Regions from separate parts of the Homo sapiens genome. Here region 2 is linked to region 1. The links are chromatin loops, found by intact Hi-C in ENCODE. Cell type or tissue: CD4-positive, alpha-beta T cell. All regions are shown on one strand.

Evidence for each region. Hi-C counts contacts between places; a loop is a spot of excess contacts. Peaks named below come from ENCODE experiments on the same cell type or tissue, not always from the same donor. Only the 100,000 strongest peaks of a DNase experiment are listed, where the experiment ranks them.
Region 2: it touches region 1 in a loop (4-fold over the local background); 6 of 110 quality-filtered maps call a loop at or near these places.

What each region holds. Positions count from the first base shown.
Region 1 is chr19:12,562,728-12,565,227 of GRCh38, forward strand. No RefSeq gene overlaps it. Among named protein-coding and RNA genes, the nearest start is that of LINC02926, 12 kb to the left of the region's middle. In CD4-positive, alpha-beta T cell, CTCF peaks have their summits at 1,526 (motif pointing right) and 1,730; a DNase peak (open chromatin) is centred at 1,554.
Region 2 is chr19:12,201,515-12,204,014 of GRCh38, forward strand. It overlaps the pseudogene LOC100289333. Among named protein-coding and RNA genes, the nearest start is that of ZNF136, 40 kb to the left of the region's middle. In CD4-positive, alpha-beta T cell, a CTCF peak has its summit at 941 (motif pointing right); a DNase peak (open chromatin) is centred at 967.

The DNA of each region.
Region 1 (2,500 bases):
GCTTTGGAGTTGGAAAGAATTGAGTTCATACTTAGGCGGGGACCTTGAACAAGTCCCTTGAGTTCTCTAAACCTCAATAGCCCCTTCTGTAAAACGAAGATAATAAAGTTGTTGTGAGTGCACCTTGAAACTGCAAGACACATGTCTTAGCACCAGGTAGGCACTCAATAAATAGAGGTAGTGCTATTCTTTTTATTAATGTCTTTCTAGTTGGTCATGCTAATGATATAGTGGGACAGGCAGAACTGGGTCTTCAAGACTTCAGGTGCCAGGCTGAGGAGCTTGGACTTGCACTTGAGAGCACTAGGGAGCCATGGGAGGTGTGTGAGCAGGGAAGAGAGAGAAAAATGTCCCTTTGGTGCCGAGGTGAATGACTAGGAATTGAAGTTTGGGAGACCAAGGAGGACACTTTGACAGGTACCCAGGTGAGTGTCTAGACCTGGGTGGTGGCAATTGGGATGATGGGAGTGAGAAGAAATAAGTAGGTCAGGCTTGGTGGCTCATGCCTGTAATCCCAGCACTTTGGGAGGCCAAGGTGGGTGGATAACCTGCGGTCAGGAATTCAAGACCAGCCTGGCCAACATGGTGAAACCCTGTCTCTACTAAAAATACAAAAATTACCCAGGTGGGGCCAGGTGCAGTGGCTCACGCCTGTAATCCCAGCACTTTGGGAGGCCGAGGCGGGCAGATCACAAGGTCAGGAGTTCAAGACTGGGCTGACCGACATGGTGAAACTCTTGTCTCTACTAAAAATACAAAAATTAGCCAGGCGTGGTGGTGCGTGTCTGTAATCCCAGCTACTCGGGAGGCTGAGGCAGGAGAATTGTTTCAACCCGGGAAGTGGAGGTTGCAGTGAGCCGAGATCATGCTACTGCACTCCAGCCTGGGCAACAAGAGTGAAACTCTGTCTCAGAAAAAGAAAAAAAAAATTATCCAGGCATGGTGGCAGGTACCTGTAATCACAGCTGCCAGGGAGGCTGAGGCAGGAGAATCACATGAACCCGGGAGGTGAAGGTTGCAGTGAGCCGAGATCGCGCTACTGCACTCCAGCCTGGGTGACAGAGTGAGACTCCGTCTCAAAATAATAATAATAATAATAAATAAATAAATACATAAATAAGTAGTTAAGTAGTTCAAGATGAGTATTGGGTATAGGGCTTGAATGGTAGCTCCACGACCCAGGTCGGAAGTAGCAGTTAAGAGGGGTTGGGGTCGGGGTATCAATGTCAGTTTTCACTTTGCCTAGAATATTTTTTCTTGTTGTGTCTTCCTGAAATATTCTTACTGGTCTTTGGAGACACTGCCCAAAGATCCCTCCTCTGAGAATCTCCCTGGAACATGTGTGGTCCTGCAAAGCTGCTGCTCATGATGTTATCCTACAAACATCCAAATCCCGGCATATGAGTTTCTCTAGGGCAGTCTCTGGCTGGTTCCATTGTAGGATCTGTCCACGCCCTGCATATGCCTGGTACCAAAAAAGGAAACTGGGTCTGCAGGACGTTGCTGCAGTTCAGGCATTGGCCGCGTGGGGGCAGAAGTGCACAGGTCAAAGCGTCTGGAAAAAGCCCTCAGGCTGCAGGACCAGCAGAGCATCACCAAGGACGTCCCTGGTTGAGAACTACGTCTTTTTATTCGTTTTAAAGGGGCGCATAGGCACTAGGATCCAGTTTTGTCCACCTAACCCACCCACCCAGCGACACACGCCCCGCAGCCCATAGCTGGAGGATATTTACGCAAAACCTAAATCAGATCAGTCTTTCCTTTGCTCAGAACATTTTTTTTTTTTGAGGGACGGAGTCTTGCTCTGTCGCCCAGACTGGAGTGCAATGGTGCAATCTCGGCTTACTACAACCTCCACCTCCCAGGTTCATGTAACTCTCCTGCCTCAGCCTCCCGAATAGCTGGGATTACAGATGTGAGCCACCACGCCCAGCTAGTTTTTGTATTTTTAATAGAGACGGGGTTTCACCACGTTGGTCGGGCTGGTCTCGAACTCCTGACCTCAAGTGATCCACCCGCCTCGGCCTCCCAAAGTGCCGGGATTACAGGCATGAGCCATCGCGCCCAGCCTGCTCAGAACCATTTGTGGCTCCCACTTAACCCAGTGGGAGTGCTGAAATAACTTAAACATTTTACATGGCATTTACAAATGCGATATTTTATTCTTTAATCCTTTAAAATCTCTCCATCAATAAAACTCTTCAGAAGTCCTTACCAGTTGTTACAAATCTAAAATATAAATATACAAATAAGTGGTAATGTATGTTCTCTCAAACATTCTGACACTACTTCTACACTCAACCAAATTGTGATATACTTTTCCATTTAAAATTACCAGTCTTGGCCGGACGTGGTGGCTCACGCCTGTAATCCCAGTACTTTGGGAGGCCAAGGCGGGTGGATCAACTGAGGTCAGGAGTTCAAGACCAGCCTGGCCAACATGATGAAACCCCATCTCTACTAAAAATACAAAAAAGTTAGCCAGGTGTGGTGGCCGGTG
Region 2 (2,500 bases), 360 kb before region 1:
AATGATTGGTGCCGTGAGCATGTTGTCCAGACACTGATCACCACTTGTGGGTCCTTCATCTCTTTATTATTATTTTTTGAGATGGAGTCTCGCTCTGTTGCCCAGGCTGGAGTGCAGTGGTACGACCTCCGCTCACTGCAACCTCTGCCTCCCGGGTTCAAGCGATTCTCCTGCCTCAGCTTCCTGAGTAGCTGGGACTACAGGCATGTGCCACCACGTCCAGCTAATTTTTTGTATTTTTAGTAGAGACGAGGTTTCGCTATGTTAGCCAAGATGGTCTCAATTTCCTGACCTCGTGATCTGTCTGCCTTGGCCTCCCAAAGTGCTGGGATTACAGGCATGAGCCACCGCACCTGGCCTTTATTTTTTTAATTATTATTGTTATTATTATTTTTTGAGACAGAGTCTTGCTCTGTCACCCAGGCTGGAGTGCAGTGGTGTGATCTCAGCTCACTGCAACCTCTGCCTCCCAGGTTCAAGCAATTCTCCTGCCTCAGCCTCCTGAGTAGCTGGGATTACAGGTGTGCATCACCACGCCCGAGTTATTTTTGTAGATCTTCTCTTGCTCTGACTTGCTAACCCACTGTCCTGCCTGATGGCCAACATGTCCAGTGAGCTACTGCTGGCTAGAAAGCTGGTGCTTCGAGTGTGCTGCTCTGTGTTGCATGTTGAGCCCTACCAAGTATGGGTTCTATATTCAACTGACTGAGTCTGCCTTTTTAAAAATAATTCTTTGGCATTTAAGAGTAGGACTATGCTATTGGACCCCTCCTTCAATTGATGCTGGATCTATCTGTGTGTTTAGAGTGAAGCTGTGCCTGATGCTGGGTTGGCCCGGTGTGCAGGGTGCCAGGGTGCAGCGGGAGGGTGGACTATATACACCCTGTACAAGAGGTGCTCCTGAAACAGTAGTCATTTAAAGAGGAGAGAGAAAGGGAGGAAAGGCAGCCATCAGGTGGCGCACTGAGTCCACACCCCAAAAGGCAAAGGGCTCACCAGGACCTTAAGGACCTCTGCTGCTGCTGCTGCTGCTTCAGGTACCTTTATCACAACAAATATCCTGACCCTGGGGCATAGACGGGACAATATCCATGATTCCCCAGTGGCATAACAAAGGGGTTAGTTTAAACCTGACATAGGCTAGAGATCCTTAAACCCTATGAAGGAACTATTGCCATGGAGGAGGCCCCTAACTCTGATGACACTGAACTGAGCCTCTCTGGAGGAAAAAAAATTGTAACTGTCCCATTAGAGAAAGTACCCCTTTTCCTTGAAGTATATCCACTGACCAAAAAGAAAGAAAGAAAAATAAAAACATGGAAGGAAGGGAGGGAGGGATCTCTTGACCTCTTAAACTCTTAGCCTGGGGAACCTAGTGTGACCCCATGTCTCTCTTTTTTTTTTTTTTAAACAATGCTAGTAATAAGAGGGTTTAAACCTCTGTGGTTTACTGATTTACTCTATTAAAGTAACTTATCATACATATTTTTTATGTTTGTGGTGGGATGCTAAATATTAGGATGGGCATTGCTTTATTTTTTATTTATTTTTATTTTTTTATTATTTATTTATTTATTTATTTTTTGAGACGGAGTTTCGCTTGTTGCCCAGGCTGGAGTGCAATGGCACCATCTCGGCTCACTGCAACCTCTGCCTCCCGGGTTCAAGCGATTCTCCTGCCTCATCCTCCCAAGTAGCTGAGATTATAGGCGTGTGCCACCACGCCTAGCTAATTTTTTTGTATTATTAGTAGAGACGGGGTTTCACCATGTTGGCCAGGCTAGTCTCGAACTCCTGACCTCAGGTGATTCACCCGTCTCCTCTCAAAGTGCTGGGATTATGGGTGTGAGCCACTGCACCTGGCCGATTTTTTTTTTTTTTTTTTTGAGACAGAGTCTCGCTCTGTCTATCTAGCTGGAGTGCAGTGGCACCATCTTAGCTCACTGCAGCCTCCGCCTCCAGGGTTCAAGCAATTCTTCTGCCTCAGCCTCCCGAGTAGCTGGGATTACAGGCGCAGGCCACCATCCCTGGCTAATTTTTGTATGTTTAGTAGAGATGGGGTTTCACCATGTTGGCCAGGCTGGTCTCGAACTCCTGACCTCAAGTGATATGCCCAGCTTGGCTTCCCAGGGTGCTGAGATTACAGACGTGAGCCACTGCCCAGCCTGGGCATTGAGATAGGTCATATGCATAGGGCTCATATATGAGGTAAACAGTTTTTTCACAGAAGATGCATTAGTTGATCATACCAAAATTGGGAGTATGATACCTGAATTCATAAGAATAAAATTGTTAATAGAAGCATTTTAATAACAAAATTGTGTATATTTCCTTTTGTTGTTGTTTTTTGTTTTTGTTTTGAGATGGAGTCTCGCTCTGTTGCCCAGGCTGGAGTACAGTGGTGCAATCTCAGCTCACTGCAACCTCGGAGCCTCCTGGGTTCAAGCGATTTTCCTGCCTCAGCCTCTCGGATAGCTGGAACTACAAGTGCATGCCACTA